Linked DNA regions of Homo sapiens: region 1 is linked to region 2. Evidence: chromatin contacts called from ENCODE POLR2A ChIA-PET data. All regions are on one chromosome and are shown on one strand. The core of a region is the stretch at or near the end of the contact, and the rest is flanking DNA. Distances in the headings are between cores, read along the strand shown.

Region 1 (3,229 bases), core at 730-3,229, 2.6 Mb after region 2:
TGCTTGTGTTAGGCTGTTCTTGTGTTGCTATAAGGACATACCTAAGACTGGGTGATTTATACAGAAAAGAGGCTTAATTGGCTCACGGTTCTGCAGGCTGTATAGGCATGGCACTGGCATCTGCTTGGCTTCTGGGGAGGCCTCAGGGAGCTTTTATTTCTCAGTGGAAGGTGACGTGGTAGCAGTCACATCACATAGCGAGAGTGGAAGCAAGAGAGACAGGACGGGCATGTGCCACACTTATTGATTGATTGAGACAGAGTCTGGCTCTGTCACCTGGGCTGGAGTGCAGTGGTGCAATCATGGCTCATTGCAGTCTTGATCTTCCAGGCTGAAGCAATCCTCTTGCCTCAGCCTCCTGAGTAACTGGGACTATGGGCACATGTCACCATGCCCAGCTAATTTTTATTTATTTATTTATTTATTTATTTATTTATTTATTTTTGAGACGGAGTCTAGCTCTGTCGCCCAGGCTGGAGTGCAGTGGCGCAAACTCAACTCAGTGCAACCTCTGCCTCCCAGGTTCAAGCAATTCTCCTGCCTCAGCCTCCCAAGTAGCTGGGATTACAGGCGCCCGCCTCCGCGCCCAGCTAATTTTTGTATTTTTAGTGCAGATGGGATTTCACTGTGATGGCCATGCTGGTCTCAAACTCCTGACCTCGTGATCCACCTTGGCCTCCCAAAATGCTGGGATTACAAGCGTGAGCCACTGCGCCTGGCTGATTTTTTCAAATTTTTAGTAGAGATGAGGTCTTGCTATGTTGCCCAGGCTGGTCTCAAACTCCTGAGCTCAAGTGATCCACCTGCCTTGGCCTCTCAAAGTGTTGGGATTATAGGCGCGAGCCGCTGTGCCTGGTCCATGCACCTTCAAACAACCAGATTTCACATGAAAGAACTCACTATTGCAAGGATGGCACCAAGCCACAAGGGATCTGTCCCCATGACCCAAACACCTCCCACCAGGCCTCATCTCTAACATTGGGATTACATTGCAACGAGAACTGAGTGGGACAAATATCCGGACTATATCAGTGCTTATTGCATAGTACTTGAGACATAACTGCTAAATAGGGCATGACACTGAATAAACTAAAACAGCACGCACTATCATTAGAGACTTGATCCTCTCTGACATCAGCCTTTAAAGACCTGGATATGAGCAACGGGAGTCAATGGAAACACCGGCAAGAGAACAGTGGACGGCCGGGCGCAGTGGCTCACGCCTGTAATCCCAGCACTTTGGGAGGCCGAGGCAGGCGGATCACGAGGTCAGGAGATTGAGACCATCCTGGCTAACACGGTGAAAGCCCGTCTCTACTAAAAAATACAAAAGAATTAGCCGGGCGTGGTGGCAGGCACCTATAGTCCCAGCTACTCAGGAGACTGAGGCAGGAGAATGTCATGAACCAAGGAGGTGGAGCTTGCAGTGAGCCGAGATCGCGCCACTGCACTCCAGCCTGGGCGACAGAGCGAGACTCCGTCTCAAAAAAAAAAAAAAAAAAAAAAAAAAGAGAACAATGGACTAAACCTAACTCTTACTCAACAGGAAATTATTACTTAACAGAATTTGCCCATGTTCTCCAATAAAGAAGGGAAGGGGAAATAGTTAAGGCAGATTCAGATTAAAAATAGCAACTTGTAATTTATGCATAGATATTTTTCAGCCATCACGCCCCCACATATCTTCGGTGTGGAATGCTTTGGATAGATGGCGCCAGGAAATCCATATGTAGGGCAAAAAGCATGGGAAAAGATTCCCCAGTTAGATCATGCTCCTGATGTATTATCTCTGAAGGTCCTCAAAATTATCCTTTTTTTAGAGTAGAAAATCCATTTTGAAAGGGCTCCACTTGGGCTGGGCTGGACGCTACTGCATATCACCAAAGTAGGTCACCTCTGTGTGGACAATGAAGCCAACCTCAGTTTTAACCTTGCATTAAATCTGCAAAGGAGGAGATTGGACCAGGTGACCTCTGACGGCCTTCTGGCTCCACCTTCTGTGATGACGTCAAACCGTCAGACGTAGATCTGGAAGCAGTGACCCTCTCTCTTTGCATGAGTTTCTCTTTTTTCTCTGAGTTACAGTTTTGAGGGCAGCTGCTAATTTTTTTAATCCCTCGAATAACTCAGTTTTAGGAACATTCGCTCTCCCTAAGCCTTACCTTGAAACCAGTGTAGGATTTTGCTGCCACCCCGGAAGATGCTGAGTGGACTCAGCTTCCTATCCGTTTTCTCCCTCTGGTGTGAGCCCACACTCCCGGCGCTGGGAAATGGCTCTGTTCTAGGAGTGCGGCTGTCATCCTCTTCCTCTGCCCAGTGCTCTCTGCTACATCTTTTTTTTTTTTTTCTAAAACACAATCACACAACTAGCTACAAATAAATCCCTCTTGCCACTGCCTAGGAAAATGGTTTTCAAACATTATGATTTTCTTTTAACACTCTTTTTCTCTTTCCTTCTTTTCTTCTTTCTTTCTTCTTTTTCTTTCTTTTCCTCCTTCCTTCTTTCCTCTCTTCCTTTCCCCTTCCCCCATCTCCCTCCCTCCCTCCCTCCTTTCCTTGCTTCCTCCCTCCCTCCCTCCATCTCACTATGTCACCCAGGCTGGAGTGCACTGGTGTGATCATGGCTTCACCTCCCAGTCTCAAGTGATACTCCTGCCTCAGTCTCCTGAGTAGCTGGGACTACAGGTGCACGTTACCACATGTGACGTTTTTTTTTTTTTTTTTTTTTTTTTTTTTTAGTGGAGCTGTCTCACTGTGTTGCCCAGGCTAGTCTCCAACTCCTGGGCTCAGGTGATCCTCTTGCCTCAGCTTCCCAAAGTGCTGGGGTTATAGCTGTGAGCCACCATGACCAGCCAACGTTATTTTTTTTCTAAAAAAAGGTGGAATCGTTTTTGAAACAGTAATTGCCTAAGACCCGAATACATGACTCAATAAAGATCGGAAGATGTCACCTGCCCGGGTTATCTTCCCACCCCCAGAACCCTGATGCACTTCAGAATAATTTTAAAATCAATTGCTCTGGATACTGAAGAAACGAAGAGTATGAGAAAAATAAGCATCATTGGAAACCATCTGTCTGCACCCGTAGATATCACAAATGTGTGGTGAAAAAAAAATAAGACCAACTTGGGCCTGCTTTGAAGAGAGCTCTCTCTGGTTCTTTCATTCTCCCTTTTATATTTATGGATGCATTATGACCTGGGTCAACCAAAAAATAGAAAAATAAAGT
Region 2 (3,324 bases), core at 674-3,173:
TTTGCAGCACCTGCCTAAGCTGAGGAAGCCCTTATCTACCTGAAAAATGCATGCCTGCTTCATAGCCAGCCACCGTGCCAGTGGCCATATCCCTAGGCAGGGCTGGCCTGTGCCTTCTCTGGACTCCGATAGTAGTTAAGTTCCTCTGTCATACTGGGATCGCTCCTGTCACCCCCCATCATAAATACTTATCTGTCTGCATCTCAGACAGAAGTGAGCCTCTGGAGGCCTGGGACCCGTTCTTATGTATCTCTGTAATTCTTAGCACCCAACCAAGCCTGTGCCTGGTACAGAATCATCGTTCATTGTGAACGAATGTCATAGAACACAGGCAATGCAGGGAGATGGGGGTTGCGCAAACAATTCAGGTACAAATTCCAAGGATGGTGGAAGTTGGGAATAGGGAGTGGTACAAGTGCCAGCGTCTTTGAAGCTGACAGGCGTTAATAAGGAATCAGATAAACAGGGAAAAAATACAGTGAATCTGACTTCTTAGCAGAAGTGTTTGGCCGTGTTGGCCCTTGGGAAGCTGAACTTTTGCCTCACCCGAGACGCCATCAGGGTGCTTGGCTTCTCTGGAGAACTTTCCAGAAGTACTTACTTGATGCTATTCAGAGTCTCAGAAACTTGAGGGCCACTTTTAATTATCTCCAATGGACTCATTCCCAAGAATAGTATTAATTTACCACCTGCAAGTGATATTTTGAGCATTTCTAGGGAGTTGCTTCAAATGTTTCAGGTTCCAGTTGACTTTGGAATGTATATCCATCATCTGTCATGTGTCTAAGGTATATGATTCCCTGTAGGTGCCAGGAGCTCCCAAAATAGAAGGAAGGAGTGACTACTTGGGTAGTATGAAGCATCTTTAAACTTAGTTGACCAAAGCACCCTTTTCCTGGAGACTAGTGTGCCATGGAACCTCACTTTGGGAAATGCAGATCCAATGCAATCCTTTTTTTTCTTTTTTTTTTTTGAGATGGAGTCTCACTCTGTCGCCCAGGCTGGAGTGCAATGGCGCAATCTCAACTCACTGCAACCTCTGCCTCCTGGGTTCAAGTGATTCTCCTGCATCAGCCTCCTGAGTAGCTGGGACTACAGGCACCTGCCACCACTCCTGGTTAATTTTTTGTATCTTTAGTAGAGACGGGGTTTCACCATGTTATACAGGATGGTCTCGATCTCCTGACCTTGTATCTGCCTGCCTCGGCCTCCCAAAGTGCTGGGATTAGAGGCATGAGCCACCGTGCCGGGTACCAGTGCAGTACTTTTATTTTACAGAGAAAATAACAGGCCTGGCTCCATGAAGGCCATGAGGCTAGGAAGGTCTGGCTCCTAGGTCAGGGCACCTCCCTGTGAACCATATGGCTTCTAATATATAGTGTGATGGTGGATAGAAACCATTCAAGTGTGTGTGTGTGTGTGTGTGTGTGTGTGTATGTGTGTCAAAGAGAGAGACAGACACACATATATACACCCCTTGGCCAGAACTTCACTACTGTGGCAGATAGTATTTGCATCCGTGCCATCTTCCAAAAGCATTTAGCCCTGGCTGCCCACCCCTGCCCAGCACCTGGTGATTCCAGGCCACTCAGGGGCCCACTCTGACCCTCGGTGGCTCTTCGCCACCCTCTTCTCTGTGATCCAAGCAGAACTTCTGCAGTACAGTTTGTGCCCACTCACTTCAGAGAGATGATACAAAACACTTCTCAGGAGTGAGCAGGTGACAGTTGGGGAGGAAGGAGGGGAGCCCTGGGGGCTGCGGTGCCACTGGCAGCCCCAGAAAACACTGCCGCATTGCCCAGCTCTGCCTCAGCCCTGGGCTGTCCTTGGACAGGGCCATGGGATGCCACTTCCCTCTCTCTCCCTTTGGCAGAGAGCCCTCGGAAACAGGAGTTATTGAGAAACCAAAAGTAAACAGCTCAGCCTCTCCCCGGGGCCTGTGGAGCCTGTTGCCCCGGATGGATGGGGTTAGTGCCAGCAGCTGCTCAGATGATCTGTGGGGCATGTTCTGGGGTGGAGGGGGCTGGGAGCCACGGGGCAGAATTTGGCCGTGAGAGAAGCATTGCAAAGGTCATCGTAGGCCTGACTTCTAGGGCACATCGTCAGATCGAGGTCGGAGAAAAGGCAAAACTGCAAGCCCCTTCCTCATGCTTGCTTCACAGCCACGCCGCTTGGAGTTGAAAGCAGCCAGAATAACCGTTTCCTTTGAGTTAACAACGCAGGTGCCGTCATCCTCCTGTGAGCCGCGGCTGCTCAGGGACCACAGGGGAGGGAGCGCGGGGCCTCTGAATCGGGCATCACTTTCTGCTCTGCCCCATGGGCCCCTCACACACAGCACCTACTAGGGACAGACAGTTCAGGAGTCAGAGACAGGGATGCCAGGCGACCCCGGCACAGAGTCGGTCACGCACGTTTCCTCCACTGTCCTGACCTGCCTACTTCCGCCTAACCCATTTGGCTGAGCTGGTACTGATGTTCTTAAGATGGCAAAAATCAGTCGATGGGGCTTGGGCTCTGAGATCTGCCTGATAGTTGTAGGAACCACGGACGGCCCTCCCTGGGCAGGGCTCAGAATGGATGGCTGGATTTTAACTCGTGGTTTCCTGATGGTTTGGGAAGGACATTTGAAACATCCTCCTCTGTGGAGTCTCCCTTTGCCCCATGCCTAGAACCAGGGGTTGCACGTGCTCATTTCTCTCCTGCCGTATGTATAATCAGGGCTCTCATGCGTTGATCCCTGTGGCGTCTCGGGCACCACGCCCAACTCTGAAGTCTGTATGTGCCCTTTAATCACTCGGAGATTGCTGGGGATTGGATATTATCATTCGCAAAGTGTAGATGAGAAACCTGAGGCTTGTCTTGCCTGTGTTCTCCAGCAAGGAAGTGACAGATAATTTTTTTTTTCTTTTTTTTGGAGATGGAGTCTCGCTCTGTCACCGGGCTGGAGTGCCGTGGCGCAGTCTCAGCTCACTGCAACCTCCGCCTCCTGGGTTCAAGTGATTCTCCTGCCTCAGCCTCCCTAGTAGCTGGGAATACAGGCGTCCACCACCATACCCCGCTAATTTTTGTATTTTTAGTAGAGACGGGGTTTCACCATGTTGGCCAGGATGGTCTCAATCTCTTGACCTCGTGATCCACCCACCTCGGCCTCCCAAAGTGCTGGGATTATAGCATGAGCCACCGCGCCTGGCCCAGAAGTAACAGATAATTTAAGCCCAGTTCCATCTCTCTCGTCCATACGTGCAGCCACCTGCCAGTGGAGTGAATGCCCATTTATGCTTCTTTCCCTTCCGGCCTCCCTCCCTTTCTTCTTTCCTGCCTTTC

Evidence for each region. ChIA-PET counts read pairs that join two places held with the same protein, here RNA polymerase II (POLR2A).
Region 1: POLR2A ChIA-PET joins it to region 2 with 12 read pairs in activated naive CD4-positive, alpha-beta T cell. The contact joins two enhancer-like sites. POLR2A ChIA-PET finds 5 or more read pairs at or near these places in 2 of 52 experiments (activated T-cell and activated naive CD4-positive, alpha-beta T cell).

What each region holds. Positions count from the first base shown.
Region 1 is chr10:15,194,197-15,197,425 of GRCh38, forward strand. All of the region lies in intron 1 of LOC105376434 (a long non-coding RNA gene), which reads right to left. Among named protein-coding and RNA genes, the nearest start is that of FAM171A1-AS1, 13 kb to the right of the region's middle. Within about 2 kb of position 1,980, at least 4 of the 41 ENCODE cell types and tissues checked have a DNase peak (open chromatin) inside an H3K27ac peak, as active enhancers do.
Region 2 is chr10:12,603,933-12,607,256 of GRCh38, forward strand. The region is part of intron 2 of CAMK1D (calcium/calmodulin dependent protein kinase ID); the gene reads left to right. Among named protein-coding and RNA genes, the nearest start is that of MIR4480, 27 kb to the left of the region's middle. RefSeq lists an enhancer at 1,821-1,870. Within about 2 kb of position 1,924, at least 28 of the 41 ENCODE cell types and tissues checked have a DNase peak (open chromatin) inside an H3K27ac peak, as active enhancers do.